Linked DNA regions of Homo sapiens: region 1 is linked to region 2. Evidence: read pairs that join two places in POLR2A ChIA-PET (ENCODE). Cell type or tissue: OCI-LY7. All regions are shown on one strand. Links, peaks and the distances in the headings refer to the core of each region. The heading gives the core; the rest is flanking DNA.

Region 1 (8,323 bases), core at 297-8,296, 110 kb after region 2:
TGAGCCCTGGAGGAAGTGTGTCTTTTATTCACCCCAATATGGGGAGCCCAGAATTTATTGAGGGATTTAAAAGCCATGGTGCAAAGTTGACTACCCACCATTTTCATTTTTTTTTTCAATTTTTTAAGTCACATTATCCCCTAAATTCTCATTGTGTAAGATTCAAACAACATAGAACACAAAGTTCTCCTTTGGCCAGCTCCTTCTGTTCCCCTCCCTGTTTGAATTCTCATGAGGCTTGATCTTTAACATTATCATTTCTGTTTGTGTATTCCTTAGGAAGGCTAAGATTATGAAAATATTTTTATGGCTTTGTTTTTATGCATAACTCTATAAAGAGTTTCTTCCTAGTCCATGAAGAACTTTACTTTGGAGGTGGTGTTAAAAAGGCTGTGTAGGCCGGGCATGGTGGCTCATGCCTGTAATCCCAACACTTTGGGAGGCCGAGGCAGGCAGATCATGAGGTTAGGAGATCGAGACTGTCCTGGCTAACACGATGAAACCCTGTCTCTACTAAAAATACGAAAAAAATTAGCTGGGTGTGGTGGCGGGCGCCTGTAGTCCCAGCTACTCAGGAGGCTGAGGCAGGAGAATGGCGTGAACCCGGGAGGCGGAGCTTGCGGTGAGCAGAGATCGCGCCACTGCACTCCAGCCTGGGTGACAGAGCGAGACTCTGTCTCAAAAAAAGAAAAAAAAAAAGGCTGTGTAGCTGGGTGCAGTGGCTCATGCCTGTAATCCCAGCACTTTGGGAGGCCGAGGCAGGTGGATCACTTGAGGTCAGGAGTTCGAGACCAACCTGACCAACATGGAGAAATCCCATCTCTACTAAATATACAAAATTAGCTGGGTGTGGTGGCGCATGCCTGTAATGCCACCTACTTGGGAGGCTGAGGCAGGAGAACCGCTTAAACCCAGGGGCGGAGGTTGTGGTGAGCCGAGATCCCACCATTGCACTCCAGCCTGGGCACAAGAGCAAAACTCCGTCTCAAAAAAAGAGCCGTGTAACGTCTCAGGTGGAGGGCCAGGATTCCCCAGACCATTTGCTGCTGGGCTCCTTCCCTACTGTTTCAAAATGCCACCTTGATCATAAATTCTTACACATAGGTCTATATGTGGATTCTCTTTCACAGTCTATCCACTGGGTTGCTTATTCTAGTTTCAATATCACAAGGTCCTAACTGGAATGCTTTCATGTTCTGATATATGTGAGGGCCCTTACTCTCACAACTTCTTGAGTATTCCTTAACATTCTCCAAAATTGTGAACAGCAGAGCCACAAATAATTCCTAAGCTTGGCAATCTAAGTCCTGCATCCCACTTTCAGCCAGGAGGTACAGGCAAGATGGGACAGGTTTCACAATGGCCACCTCCTGCCTGACATTCCTTGGTGAAATCCCTGCAGCCCCAGCCCAAGTCCTGCTGAAGTAAAAGAGCCCAGTGGTCAGTCTGTAGAATCAGGCCCTCATGGGTTTGAAATAGGGCCACAATTTCATAGCTCTGCAAGCTTAACAGAGCAATTTCCCAAAGCAGCAGGATCCCAACAGGGACTGCTCCACAGAGTAAATGAGAGGATCAAGTCAGTGAGTGCAGGGGCAGCACTCTACTCAGCCCTGGCTCGTGCCCCAGTACAGGCTGTGACCGTCCTGTGATATAAAACATTCCTCGAGTTTGGTTTCTTCTCACCAGGAATCAGGATTAGCTTTCTTTGTGGCTTGTGTGAAAGATGCGATGACACAAGTTCATCTCTATTACACCTTCCCAGGCAGATCAACTGTATGTCAATGTCCCCTCTTCAGGGGCGGCTGTCTTCCGTCCTAGCACTGCTTCCACTGGAAGAGTCTGAGCTCCTCATCCTAGCCTTGGTTCTGGGCAGCAAACAGCCCAGCCCTGAGCAGCCTCTGTTCTTCTGTAGGCCCATGGGGCCCACTGCAGACAGGAACCCAGGCAGCTGATTCAGATGGCCTCAATTCCTGGGGCCAAAACACAGGGTCCTGGAGGGCCTAGTCTCACCACAGAGAAAGGGAAATGACTATAAAAATCCAAAATATTTTTGACAGAGGACTAGAGGCCTCCTCCCTCCCCTAAATGCTTTGGCACTTGACACAACCTTAGGGAAAAGGAAGGAAGCCAAGAAGACTCAGGAGTTAAATTTTCTCAGCAGCTGGGCAGAAAAAGAGCTTGAAATCATAGAGGAAAAATAAAGTTGTTTCTGCTCTTCTGAGTTTGTAGCATAAGACTTGTCACTGCTGCATTTATTTTTACATGCATGTTTTAAATGTTGTGAAAAGGGCTGCTTTTGTTCCTCTGTAACTTTAATTATAGCTTATCCTTTATCACAGTAATACAGCTAATGCAAGATAGCGTCTTCAGTGGATACTATGTGCTAAACCCATTCTCAGTGATGCACGTACATCAGCTCCATACTTAGCAATTGCTTTATGTGGGAAATAACTTGCCCGGGGTGGAAGGGCTACTTACACAATGAAGCCAAAATTTAAACCCTGACAAAAATTTTCGCTTCAGAACCCATAATATTCAGCATTATGCGGAGCTGCCTTCTCCCACACCTTGGTTAAAAAATTAAATTGAATTACAAGACTGTGTCAGCAAACGGCAGTCCTTTGCCCTGGCAGTGCAGAAGCCAGGAGTTGAACCCGTGTCTCTCACCAGGTTAAGCTGCCTCGCTAAGTTTGGATGTGACCTCAGAAACAGAGGCTATTCCAGCAATACAAGATGCTTTATTTTTCGGCTTCTACCTATGCCACCCAATCCCTTCACTGGGCCTAACTTAGTGAATCAAATTAAGTATATTTCCCTCCAAGTTTCCCCAGGATTCTGGGCTCCTTTGCACACTACAGGTTTTCTCTAAACGCCCCGGGTTTATCTATCCTTTGGTGAATTTTCAACTCTTCTCCTTATTTCTCTGCCCTGTCCTGACCAAAAATCTTCAGTGCCTGTTTCTCTCTGCCATCCAAATCCCACACACATCTAGGGGTGAATCGGTGAATCTGCACTGATGAGTGACTCGTCTTGTGAATCCTTTCTAGGATCTCAGTATTTCATCCTATCCCGAGGGAAGGCTCTAAAGAGCTCAAGGAAGACCTCACGATGTCTATGTGTGAGAAGAAACCTTTCACCCCTTCACTATCACACCCCATCATCCAAGCACACACTCCTCTTTCATCCCATAAACCCCAGTCAGTGTCACCTGGAGTAATAAGGATGGGGCGACTTACCTAGTAACTGAAGACTCTCAGTAATCTGAAAAAAAAAAATCCCTTCACATTTTAACTCAGGAGATAACACCAACAAGTCACTTCCGGCAGACCTCATGGCCACACTGCAAGTTAAAAAAGGTAAAGCCTTATTGAAAATCATTGAAAATAATCTTAAAACAATTATTCAATATTAACAGACAATGCCCAGCAGTGCCATGTGGGAGGCAAGCCACCCAGCTGCCAAGGCAAGAGACCGAGGGCACAAGCTGTTCCAGTATAATAAAGAAAATACATAGAATAAGAATAGTGATACTAGAAATAGATTATAGATATGATTATATATTAATATTACTAATCATTAGTTTATAGCATTACTCTTTATTCCAATATTATAATAATCTTTGTTCTACAATTATAACCTAGGAAAAACCAGGCCATACAGAGATAGGAGCTGAAGGGACATGGTGAGAAGTGACCAGAAGGCAGGAGTGTGAACCCTCTGTCACGCCCGGACAGGGCCACTAGAGGGCTCCCTGGTCTAGTGGTAATGCCAGTGCCTGGGAAGGCACCCGTTACTTAGCAGACCTTGGTCTAGCAGTGGTGCCAGTGCCTGGGAAGATAACTGTTACTTAGCAGACCGGGAAAGGGAGACTCCCTTTCCCTGGGGGAGTTAGAGAAGACGCTGCTCCACCACCTCTTGTGGAAGGCCTGACATCAGTCAGGCCCGCCCACAGCCATCCGGAGGCCTAACCGTCTCCCTGTGATGCTGTGCTTCAGCAGTCACCCTCCTGTTTCACTTTCATGTTCCGCTCTGTACACCTGGCTCCACCTTCTAGATGGCAGTAGCAGAATTAGTGAAAGTATTAAAGTCTTTGATCTTTCTGAGAAGAGCATAGAAGAAATAATGACGTACACTGTCCTCTCTCTCTCCGCCTCAGCTACCTAAAAGGGAAAGGCCCCCTGTCTGGTGGACACGTGACTCATGTGACCTTATCTATCAATGGAGATGACTCACACTCCTTACCCTGCCCCCTTTGCCTTGTATACAATAAATAGCAGCGCTGTCAGGCATTCAGGGCCACTACTGGTCTCCGCGTCTAGGTGGTAGTGGTCCCCCTGGCCCAGCTGTCTTTTCTTCTATCTCTTTGTCTTGTGTCTTCATTTCTACCATCTCTCATCTCCGCACACGAGGAGAAAAACCCACAGACCCAGTAGGGCTGGACCCTACAGTGCCAGCCCCTGAAAAGCACTGCTCTGCATCACTTACCAGGCTGGGCAAAGGCCTCCATGCCTGCTACCTAAGCTGGCCTCAGCTTGTCCAGCCTGGCCTGGGCCTGGCCAGTGGGAGGTGCTGCTGAGAAGCCAGAGCCCTGGGCTGTCCTGGACGGCCAGCAGGGGGCTTGCTGGCATGAACCCTTCACAGCTGAGCCTGTCAGGGTGAGGGCGTGCACAAAAAAGTATCCACAGATGTTGTGCAGTAGAAATAAAGAAACATTCTAACCTTTTAAGACAAAAAGACAGTATCGCTTCTTGGCCTTTTGGCCAAGATCAAGTGTAGATAAAAACATGATAAGTCATGATTCCCCTGGAAAATGATCAGTATCCTGAGGGAAGAGAGGCAAACCCCCAGCCCATCACCACACACTGCAGCTCACACACTTCAGGTTTTGTGCTCCCAGACAATGCCTGTCCTCATGAGAGCACTGTTGTCTGCGCCGGGAAATCATCCTCTGACCTGTTCACAAGTCTTCTAGATGAAGATTTTCAGCAGGTTTGGATCTATTTAAAAAGTGGTAACTGCAAAGAGGCACCTAATCCACTTGGATTTGCCTGTTTTTGAGAGGTACTCCTGGCAGTTATGAAGGTCATTAAAATTAAGTATCAGAATAAATTGAACTTTTTTTTTTTTTTTTTGAAACAGAGTCTCGTCCAGTTGCCAGGCTGGAGTGCAGTGGTGCAATCTCGGTTCACTGCAACCTCCGTCTCCCGGGTTCAAGCGATTCTCCTGTCTGAGCCTCCTGAGTAGCTGGGACTACAGGCGCATGCCACCAATTTTGTTGTATTTTTAGTAGAGACAGGGTTTCACCATGTTGGCCAGGATGGTCTCAATCTCTTGACCTCCTGATCTGCCCACCCTGGCCTCCCAAAGTGCTGGGATTACAGGCCTGAGCCACCGCACCCAGCACTAAACTGAACTTTCAACTGAACTTCAGAAAATGTTGAACCATGATTTAAAAAAATGTTTCTCACTTTGTTCTCACTAAACCCTTTTTTGAAAGTAAAGGGTGGCCGGGCGCGGTGGCTCACGCCTATAATCTCAGCACTTTGGGAGGCCGAGGCGGGCGGATCATGAGGTCAGGAAATCGAGACCATCCTGACTAACACAGTGAAACCTCGTCTCTACTAAAAATACAAAAGGTAGCTGGGCATGGTGGCGGGCGCCCGTAGTCCCAGCTACTCGGGAGGCTAAGGCAGGAGAATGGCGTGAACCCAGGAGGTGGAGCTTGCAGTGAGCTGAGATCGTGCCACTGCAATTCCAGCCTGGGTGACAGACCGAGACTCCGTCTCAAAAAAAAAAAAAAAAAAAAAAAAAAAAAAGAGCAAAAAGGTATTTTGCAGTGCTAACCAATGAAATATTTTAAAACACTTATTTCAACTCATGTGTTACATTTTTAATGTGTATAATATAGAAGAATTAGTATATGTTTATATAACTTACAATTTTTAAAAAAACCTTGATATAAATGTCCTAACATTGGGAGTCTTATGACTCTAAGGCCCAGTTCCAGTTGCTTTGGCTACGTAACAAACCCCTCCAGACTGAGTGCTGTCAACCACCATCTTATTATGCTCATGGACTCCACAGTCAGGAATTTGCAAAGTGCACAGAAAAGATGGGCTGTCTCTGCTCCCTGATGTCTGGACCTCAGCTGGGAAAACTGAAAAACAGGGGAGGTTGGAATCATCTGACTCCCGTCTTGACTGAGTCTGGCAGCCAACATGGATGTTGGCTGGGACCTCGGTGAGGACTGCTGGCAAGAACACCTACACACGGCCTTTTCCTTTGACTGCTGGCCTTGCTCACAGAATGGTGACCGGGTTCCCAGTGTGAACCCAGGTACAGGAAGAGACAGGAAACGGAAACTGCCAGTTTCCTTAAAATCTGGGCCCACTAACTAGCATGGCATCATTTCCACCATCTTCTATTAGTCAAGCATCACGAAGCCCATATTCAAGAGGAGACAACCTAGACCCAGCCTCTCAATAAACAGTGTCAAAGGCTTTAGAGAGCATGGTGTCAAGCTCCCAGATTCTAAGGCTGTGACTCAACCCAGTGCACTGGGCTGCCTGGCTGTACACAGGTGTCCATATTGATGCAAAGCCCCCAAGCTGCTCTTATCCTCTTGTGAAGCACCCTTAGCTTGGTTGGTATTTAAATAACTCAGGAATCGTTCCCCTCCTGGATTCTTAAAGACCTCCGCATCTTCTCCTCAGTTCTCCCACTCTGTTCCCTCATCCCACAAAACAGGCTCCTTTCCCCAGAACTATTCTACCTGAATACAGGCTAAAGATCGCCGAATGAGTTAGCCTTCCCCCACACCCCAGCTCGGACTCCCCCAGGGCTACCTTTCCAAAAGGAGACTCACAACTCAATTTCTTCTAGCTTTCATCTGGGAGGGGCAGGTGGGGGAGGGGAGGGAGAATGGAAGGGGCGAGGCGGTCTTGGCTGAGTGACCTGATCGCAGGAAGTCACGGCTCCTTCTGCACAGATCACTAGCTGGATGGCTGTGTCTGGCCTAGGAGACCACAGTGAGAACCTGTCACTAAAGCAGGTGCCCATGATGGGAAGAACTAGAAATTATATCTAAAGAGAAAGGCTGAAGCATTCCTTAAACCACAAAAGAAAACAGTGAAAGTACAAAATGACAACATCTGTCTTCAAATACTGCTTGTCAGAGGGACAAGAGAGAAGAGAGGTGCTGTGCTGCTCCACAAGGCAAAACAAGAGCAAACAAGTCTGTCTGAGTTTCAAGAGGCTGGCCCTGAGGCTGCACTGTGGCAGTCTAGGTGAGAGACGATGGTGACAATGTGTGGAGGACATAGGCCAGAGAATTTTCTTCACCAAGTCTTGACAGAATTTGGTGAAGAACTAGCTGGAGAAGGCAAGAGTGAAGGTGACATTGTCACTTGGATTTTAGGGTTGGACATTTAGAGTAACTCCTTAGTTTCCTTTTAACTCTCAGATACTGTGATTTGATCAAATTCCAAATTATGACAGGTATCTTTCGGATGAGAGGATAAAATTTCCTTTGGAAAGAACCCATGGATGAAGGCTGCCAGGACACAGGGTCTGGCCTGGCTCACGTGGGTGAGACAGGTAGTTTCACAAGGTCCTGCTCCACTCTGCCACCTGTCAGCACAACTTTTACTACTGCAGAGGCTGAGGCCACTAGATAAACTACTCACAGGCAGTCAAACTCTCCCCATCTCTACTGCCTCACCCCGCCTCTCAGTTACTAAGCAATACTTCCTGGAGAGCCTGTAGACAAAGCACCTGCGGGGTGTGGGGACACCTATACACTGGGCCATGGGACAAGGCGGACCAAGAACCTGACCTCCATCAGTTTAACGATCTCAAGCCACACCTTGGGAACGTGTGGATTCAAACATGTTTATTGAGTGAATCATTAGGACACAAAATAGGCTGAAAAAGATGTTCCAAAAATCCAGGAGACTATGGGCTACTTCCATTAAACACAGAGGTGCTGCCCTTCTCCACTCCAAACAGAACAGGAAAAAGGCAAGGGGACTGGGCCACAGTGCATTAGGGAGGACAGGGTCTCTCGGCTTCTCTACCCCAACATCACCAGAGGGAAAGGTTAGGTTAGAAAAACAATGCCCCACTCTTTCCCCTCAGAGCCCAGGGCTGAAGCCTGGGGGAATGCTTCATTTTGCTCCTTTTCTCTTTGCCTTTTCCAAATGGTCACATTCTTGAGGTAGGGAGTGGAGCTGGGGAGGGGCCCAGAGTCCTGTCAGAAATCCTATAATGAGAAAGATGAAAGGAATACACAGGTGCACCACCACGCCCAGCTACCTTTTCGTAT
Region 2 (8,323 bases), core at 137-8,136:
GTCCCATATCAGCCCCTTCATTCCATGTATTCCAGTTGTAAAACAAGTATCAAAATATTGGGAAATAAATATCAGATAGTTCTGAGTCAGTATGGAGTGTGTTTGTGGACGGCGGGAGGGGATGAGAGGAGTTTGGGTGGGTCAGGGAGAGACCCCTAAGGTGAGGGCCTAAATCCCAGTAGGGGTCACCTGTGGGTCTATTTGGGGGGAAGCATGGTCAGCACGTTTCTGCTCTGGGTCCCACCCCCTTCTTGGGGCCAAAATGCCTGTTTGTAACTCCACCTTTCCTTATAAGGACGGTAACAGCTGCCATTCACCAAGGACCCAGTCCCGTCAGCTGCTGTCCTTAGCGATCCTACAAGAAAGGTATTTAGGGTGGATTACGGGACTTGTCCAAGGCTCAGCAAAGGAGGCCTTGCTGGAAACTGCCAGCTCCCAGGGGTAGCCCACTACCCTGCCTCTCTGGTGCTGAAGGGCTTTGCCATGGGCTTGGCTGTGGAGAGTTGTGCGTCTGCAGACGCACATGGGGGCTGTGGGAGATGCATCCACGTGCTGTGAAGGAACTCCAGCCCCGCTGCCTGCTGCCCGCGCCTCACCAAGAGCTGAAACTACACCTCCAGGGGGCTCTACAGGGACCATGCTCACGGCAGGGCCGGGTGAAGGCTGCAGCCTAGGAGCTGGGTGAGGGATTTGGCCTGGCACCGTGGGAATAAGGACCTAGAGGGAGGCTGTGGCAATTTGGAAGGAGGTTGGAGGGCAACGGAGACAACAAGAAGGGAGACCCAGCAGCCTCAGGTCCCCTCTCGGAGTAGCCAAGCCACATGAAGGTGCAGAGGTGGCTCTCCAGGAAAAAGCAGGGTTGTTTCACAAAAGCAACAGCAAGGCCGGGCACGGTGACTCATGCCTATAATCCCAGCACCTTGGGAGACTGAGGCGGGAGGATTGCTTGAGCTCAGGAGTTTGAGACCAGCCTGGGCAACATAACAAGACCTTATCTCTTAAAACATCTTTTTCACATGGTGAAACCCCGTTTCTACTAAAAATACAAAAAATTAGCTGGGTGTGGTGGCATGTGTCTATAATCCCAGCTACTTGGGAGGCTGAGACAGAATAATTTGAACCCGGGAGGCAGAGGTTGCAATGAGGTGAGATTGCACCAGTGCACTCCAGCCTGGGCAACAGAGTGAGACTCTATCTCAGAAAAAAAAAAAAAAAGAAAGAGAAAAGAAAGGTCATGTAGCTTTCATTCTGCACATGTTACACAGCAGGTGTTCAACACATGAGTTAAGTGACTTCACTGGGAATCAGTCCTGAGTGAAGCCTAAAGTCAAAGCCTGCTTTCAGGTTTTCAGGCGGGGCCTCAAAACAGACTAATAAAGAGCAGCTCATGTCTGGAGTTTTCAATCACCAATTATTCATCACGTCTCTATTATCTGCCAGGAACCCTTCTGGGGGTGAATGGTGTTGGTGCAGGATCTGAGTCCCAGGAAGCCCTGAGATTTAATGGGTCCTGAGGTTTGGAGTAGTACCTAGCTGTCTAACATCCGGGATCAGCCCCTCCGAGTCTTTAGAGATGAGCTCCTCATCGCTGGGGACCTGAGGTTTCAGTGAGAGGAGGGGAGGGGAGAGTAGGACGAAGCTGGGCCTCTGAGGGTCACTGGTAAAATAGCCTTGCAAGTAGCTACAGGCCCAGGAGCTCATCCAGGCTTGACGCTGTGGGCTTGTGGAAAGGAATACTGCTCTCGTTTGTCTTTGGCTTCTTCAGCTCTTGGGAGTGGAAGGGAAATTAAGGAAGGTGGGTTCAGCCAGCAACCAAGGCACATCCCATCACTCTCTCCTTCCCCAGATCTGGAGCCCTGTCTAGGCTTGGCTGAGCAGGCACAGGCAGACTTGTGGGAGAGGAAGGAAAGGGGTGGGCAGAAGGAAGCTGCCTCTTGATGACAGTTTTTTTGTGTGTTTTTTTGAGATGGAGTCTCACTCTATCGCCAAGGCTGGAGTGCAGTGGTGTGATCTCGGCTCATTGCAACCTCCGCCCGTGGGGTTCAAGTGGTTCTCCTGCCTCAGCCTCTGGAGTAGCTGGGATTACAGGTGCTTGCCACCACACCCATGTAACCGTTTTTGTTTTTTGGTTTTTTTTTTTTTTTTTTTGAGACAGAGTCTCACTCTGTCACCCAGGCTGTAGTGCAGTGGCATGATCTCCGCTGACGGCAAGCTCCGCCTCCCGGGTTCACACCATTCTCCTGCCTCAGCCTCCTGAGTAGCTGGGATTACAGGTACATGCCACCACGCCCGGCTAATTTTTTTTCGTATTTTTAGTAGAGAACGGGGTTTCACCATGTTAGCCAGGATCGTCTTGATCTCCTGACCTCGTGATCCGCCTGCCTTGGCCTCCCAAAGTGCTGGGATTACAGGCATGAGCCACCGCGCCTGGCCACACCCGGCTAACTTTTGTATTTTTAGTAGAGACAGGGTCTCACCATGTTGTCCAGGCTGGTCTTGCACTCCTGACCTCAGATGATCCACCTGTCTCAGCTCCCCGAAGTGCTAGGATTACAGGCGTGAGCCACTGCACCCGGCCAGTGGTTTTTGTTTTTTAGAGACAGGGTCTGGCTCTGTTGCCCAGGCTGGAGGGCAGTGGCGCAATCATGGCTCACTGCAGCCTCCAACTCCTGGACTCAAGCGATCCTCCCACCACAGCCTCCCGAATAGCTGAAACTACAGGTGTATGCCACCATGCCCAGCTAATTCTTTTTTAATATTTGTGGCGATGGGTTCTAGCTATGTTGCCCAGTCTGGTCTCAAACTCCTGGCCTCAAGCAATCCTCCTACCTCGGCCTCCCAAAGTGCTGGGATTACAGGTGTGAACCACTGCACCCAGCTAGGAATGTCATTTTGGAAGTGATAAAGAATACCATGTGCAGGAAGTAGTAGGAGGAGCCCTTGATGCGGAGTCAAGAGACCTTGGTCCTAGTCTCAATATTGCTACTACTTTGCTGTACGACTCTTATTTTTATTTTTTATTTATTTTTGAGACAGAGTCTCGCTCAGTTGGCCAGACAGGAGGACAGTGGCACAATCATAGCTCACTATAGCCTCCATCTCCTGGTCAATCCTCCTGCTTCTGCCTCCCAAAGGGCTGGGATCGCAGGCACTTGGTGATTTTTGAGAGTCACTTTCCTTCACTGAGACTCAAGCTCCTTAAATAAAATGATGACTTGATGGCTGGGCACAGTGGCTCACACCTGTAATCCCAGCACTTTGGGAGGCTGAGGTGGGTGGATCACCTGACGTCAGGAGTTCGAGACCAGCCTGGCTAACATGACGAAACCCTCTACTAAAAATACAAAAATTGGCTGGGCATGGTGGCTCACGCCTGTAATCCCAGCACTTTGGGAGGCCGAGGTGGGAGGATCACGAGGTCAGGAGATCGAGACCATCCTGGCTAACACGGTGAAACCCCGTCTCTACTAAAAATACAAAAAATTAGCTGGGCGTGGTAGCCGGCACCTGTAGCCCTAGCTACTTGGAAGGCTGAGGCAGGAGAATGGTGTCAACCTGGGAGGCGGAGCTTGCAGTGAGCTGAGATCTTGCCACTGCACTCTGGTCTGGGTGACAGAGTGAGACTCCATCTCAAAAAAAGAAAAAAAAATTAGCTGGGCATGGTGGCGCGCACCTGTCATCCCAGCTACTCGGGAGGCTGAGACAGGAGAATTGCTTGAACCTGGGAGGCAGAGGTTGCAGTGAGCTGAGATCACGCCACTGAACTCCAGCCTGGGCGATAGAATCAGACTCTGTCTTCAAAAAATAAAAATAAAAATAACAAACTTCCTCAGGCTTCAGGGAGTGTTGAGTTAACCTGCAGAAACAAGGTAAGTTCCTGGGAGGTGCTAACTAGCAGTTGCCGGAGACAGAACCAGCCCAGCCTTTGGGCTCACAAAGACCAGGTTCAAATTCTGCCTTTCCTGGCTGTGTGACCTTCAGCAAGTGAATTAACCTGTCTGAATCTCTGTCTCAAAAGCAAGGCTCTGTCTCAAGAAAAAAAAAAAAGGAAAATAAATGAAATAGTTATTAGAGTGTGGTCCTGGACCAGAGCATCGCATTCCCCAGAGAGTAGTAGAAATTCAAACTCCAGGCCCTGCACCGCAGACCTACTGAATCAAAAACCCTAGGATGGGGGCCAGCAATCTGTTTGAACACGCCTGCTGAAGTTTGGGAATCACTGCCACACTGCATGGGAATGTAGACTGTTGGGATTCTGAAGCTTAGGACATATCACAATCTCCTGAGAGCTTGTTAAAAACACAGATTCCAGGCCGGGCATGGTGGCTCACACCTGTAATCCCAGCACTTTGGGAGGCTGAGGCAGGTGGATCACGAGGTCAGGAGATGGAGACCATTCTGGCTAACGCAGTGAAACCCCGTCTCTACTAAAAATACGAAAAATTAGCCAGGCGTGGCGGCACTCACCTGTAGTCCCAGCTACTTGGGAGGCTGAGGCAGGAGAATTGCTTGAACCCGGGAGGTAGAGGTTGTAGTGAGTGGAGATTGCACCACTGCACTCCAGCCCGGTGACAGGGCGAGACTCTGTCTCAAAAAAATAAAACAAAAACAAAAAATAAAATAAGAAAAAAAAAACACAGATTCCAGGCCATGAACGGTGGCTCACGCCTGTAATCTCAGCACTTTGGGAGGCCAAGGCGGGTGGATCACCTGAGGTCAGGAGTTCAAGACCAGCCTGGTCAACATGGTGAAACCCTGTCTCTACAAAAATATAAAAATTAGCTGGGCATGATGGCAGGTGCCTGTAATCTCACCTATCTGGGAGGCTGAGGCAGGAGAATCGCTTGAACCTGGGAGGCAGAGGTTGCAGTGAGCCGAGATCAAGCCACTGCACTCCAGCCTGGGCAGCAGAGCAAGACTCCGTCTGAAAAAAAAAAAAAAACCCACAGATTCCAACTGGGTGTGGTGGCTCATGCCTGTAATCTTAGCACTTTGGGAGTCCAAGGTGGCAGGATCACTTGAGCCCAGGAGTTTGAGGCCAGCCTGGGCTACATAGCCAGACCCCATCTCTACAAAACAAACAGACAAAAAAGAAAAGTAGCTGCTGGTGGTGGTGGTATGTGCCTGTGGTCCCAGCTGCTCGGGAGGCTGAGGTGGAGGATGGCTTGAGCCCAGGAGTTTGAGGCTGCAGTGAACCATGATGATGCCGCTGCACTCCAGCCTGGGCAACAGAGCGAGAGCCTGTCTCAAACCAGACAAGACAAAACAAAACAAAAACCAGATTTTTGGCCTCAAAGTCAGAAACTGAGGTGGGGTCTGGGAATCCTTTTTTTTTTTTTTTTTTTGAGATGGGGTCTCACTCTGTTGCCCAAGCTGGAGTGCAGTGGCACAATCTCGGCTCACTGCAACCTCCGCCTCCCGGGTTCAAGCGATTCTCCTGCCTCAGCCTCCAGAGTAGCTGGGATTACAGGCGTGCACCACCACGCCCGGCTAATTTTTATATTTTTAGTAGAGACGGGGTTTCACCATGTTGGCCAGGCTGGTCTCGAACTCTTGACCTCGGGTGATCTGACCACTTCGGCCTCCCAAAGTGTTGGGATTACAGGCATGAGCCACCACGCCCGCTGGAATCGATATTTTAACCGGAGATGAGTTTTATTGGGGTGGGGGGTGCCCCGGAGGCTGCACTGCGGGGAGATCACAGAAGGCACCTTGGGGTATTGGAGACTCTGGCCTGGGGGACTGAGGACTCCCCTTGGGTGGAGGAGGGGAGATGCAGCTGGAGAGAGGACACCTGGACACCTGCCCAATCCAGTGACGTCAGCCTCGTCTGCTGTCAGAAGGGGGCGGGGCCTCGGGGGCGGAGTCTCTCCCGCCTCAGCCCTCGGTCTAGTCTGGCCACCTTCCCAGTCTGGTGGGTGCAGGTGGGGAGAAGCCTGGGTCTGGGGGCAACAAGCGCGGGTAAGACCTGTAGGGGGCCAGCTAGGGACGCCAGCGGGGGCCGGGTGGTCGGGCGTGGCGGCCGCGGCGAAGCTGGGGGACTTGAACAGCCTGTCTCGTCTTGGTCCTGACCTCCAGGTGGCGCCGCGGTGCGCGGACCGGCGTTAAGGTCGCGTCGCCCTTGGCCTCTGGCTGGGGAAGCCCCTACGGCCTAATGGGGGTGGTGGAGGAACTGCTAGAGGGGCTCTAGGCCATAGCCGGGAACAGAGAGACCTCCCTATGTGAGCCCCCGGAGACCCTGACCGCGGGCTCTGCCGCTCCTCCCAGCACCCCTACGACATTAGCCGATGGGGGAGCCGACATTAGCGGATGGATTCTTAAACACTAAAGGGTCTCCAGAGCATAAAATGGGCACTGGTGACACTGCTTCCACGGGACGGTTAGTTTCTAGTGAAAACAGCTTCTCCACTGCGCATGATGGCTCATGTCTGTAATCCTGACATTTCGGGAGGCCAAGGTAGGGAGAACTGCTTGAGCCCAGGAGTTCAAGACCAGCCTGGGCAATATAGTGAGACCCCATCTGTCGCTTTTTTTTTTTTTTTTGAGACGGAGTCTTGCTCTGTCGCCCAGGATGGAATGCGGTGGCGCGATCTCGGCTCATTGCAACCTCCACCTCCCAGGTTCAAGCGATTGTCGTGCCTCAGCCTCCCGAGTAGCTGAGATTACAGGCATGTGCCACCACGCCCAGCTCATTTTTTTGTATTTTTAGTAGAGAGATGGGGTTTCACCATGTTGGCCAGGCTGGTCTGGAACTCCTGACCTTAAATAATCCACCTGCTTTGGCCTCCCAAAGTGCTGGGGTTACAGGCGTGAGCCACTGCGCCCAACCATGAGACCCTATTTCTAAAAAAAATAATTTTAGGCCGGGTGCGGTAGCTCACGCCGGTAATCCCAGCACTTTGGGAGGCGGAGGAGGGTGGATCACCTGAGATCAGGAGTTCCTGACCAACCTGGCCAACATGGTGAAACCCTGTCTCTACTAAAAATACAAAAATCAGCCGGGCATGGTAGTGGGCGCCTGTAATCGCAGCTACTAAGGAGGCTGAGGCAGGAGAATCGCTTGAAACCGGGAGGCAAAGGTTACAGTGAGCCGAGATTGCGCCACTGCACTCCGCCTGGGCAACAGAATGAGACTCCGTCTCAAAAAAAAAAAAAAAGAAAAGAAAAGAAAAGAAAAAATAAATAATAATTAAATTAACTGGCCATAGTGCCATGCACCTAAAAGTCCCAGCTACTTGGGAGGCTGAGGTGGGAGAATTGCTTGAGTCCAGGAGTTAGAGGCTGCAGTGAGCTGTGATTGCATCACTGCACTCCAGCCTGGTTAACAGAGCAAGACCTTGTCTCAAAACAAAACAAAATTCAACAAAACAAATCCTGCCTCATCCGATTCTTGGCCAGGACACACTGGTGTGGAAACCCTCCTTCCCCACCAAGTTCGCATCCTGCCCGGCCCCCCGGGTTCCACCTGCAGCCACTCTATCCCTCTAGCCCAGAACTAACCCAGCCTCCACCCCTTGTCGTCCCTTTGTTTTCAGGATAACCTGAAATCCTAGCACTTTTGGAATAAACCTGTAATCCTAGCACTTTGGGAGTCCAAGGTGGCAGGATCGCTTGAGCCCAGGAGTTTGAAGCCAGCCTGGGCTACATAGCCAGACCTCATCTCTACAAAACACTCCCTGTGCCCTGGCCTTTCCTCAGCCTGGGGGCCAGTAGAAAAAGTGTGGGGCATTTCGAGGTTTTTCTCAGGTTGAAGGACTGGCAAGGTGTGTCTGTGGTAGTAACTTGTGGGGAAGGGACTGGGCCCTGATTCTCAGGGCTCTGCTTTGAGCCTAGGCTATATTTTATTTAATTTTAATATTTATTTATTTGTTTGTTTTGTTTTGTTTTTAGTTGTTTGAGAAGGAGTTTCGCTCTTGTTGCCCAGGCTGGAGTGCAGTGGCGTGATCTCGGCTCATTGCAACCTCTGCCTCCCAGGTTCAAGCGATTCTCCTGCCTCAGCCTCCCGAGTACCTGTGATTACAGGCATCTGCCACCACACTCCGCTAATTTTTGTATTTTTAGTGGAGACGGGGTTTCACCATGTTGGCAAGGCTGGTCTCAAACTCCTGATCTCAGGTGATCTACCACCTTAGTTAGCCTCCCAAAGTGCTGGGATTACAGGCATGAGCCACCGGGCCCGGCCTTATTTATTTTATTTATTTTTATTTATTTTTTTTGAGACAGAGTCTCACTCTGTCGCCCAGGCTGGAGTGCAGTGGTGAAATCTTGACTCACTGCAACCTCTGCCTCCCAGGTTCAAGCGATTCTCCTATCTCACCCTCCT

What was found. Peaks named below come from ENCODE experiments on the same cell type or tissue, not always from the same donor. Only the 100,000 strongest peaks of a DNase experiment are listed, where the experiment ranks them.
Region 1: POLR2A ChIA-PET joins it to region 2 with 19 read pairs; 3 of 35 experiments call an interaction of 5 or more read pairs at or near these places.

Annotation. Positions count from the first base shown.
Region 1 is chr7:100,340,882-100,349,204 of GRCh38, reverse strand. It overlaps STAG3L5P-PVRIG2P-PILRB (STAG3L5P-PVRIG2P-PILRB readthrough), which reads right to left. Exons shown (of 17, transcript NR_036570.1): 4 at 3,237-3,340. It also overlaps the pseudogene STAG3L5P. Among named protein-coding and RNA genes, the nearest start is that of STAG3L5P-PVRIG2P-PILRB, 9.0 kb to the right of the region's middle. RefSeq lists an enhancer at 3,868-4,517. In OCI-LY7, for the core only: CTCF peaks have their summits at 3,715 (motif pointing right), 4,337, 4,537 (motif pointing right) and 7,632; DNase peaks (open chromatin) are centred at 3,656, 4,164, 4,503, 7,684 and 2 weaker places; H3K4me3 peaks cover 426 bases; H3K27ac peaks cover 4,446 bases.
Region 2 is chr7:100,448,382-100,456,704 of GRCh38, reverse strand. TSC22D4-C7ORF61 (TSC22D4-C7orf61 readthrough) reads left to right here. Exons shown (of 6, transcript NM_001395846.1): 6 at 1-85. It overlaps SPACDR (sperm acrosome developmental regulator), which reads left to right. Exons shown (of 3, transcript NM_001004323.3): 3 at 1-85. Among named protein-coding and RNA genes, the nearest start is that of SPACDR, 12 kb to the left of the region's middle. RefSeq lists a silencer at 5,816-5,915. In OCI-LY7, for the core only: CTCF peaks have their summits at 5,855 (motif pointing right) and 6,061 (motif pointing right); DNase peaks (open chromatin) are centred at 5,834 and 6,104; H3K4me3 peaks cover 940 bases; H3K27ac peaks cover 616 bases.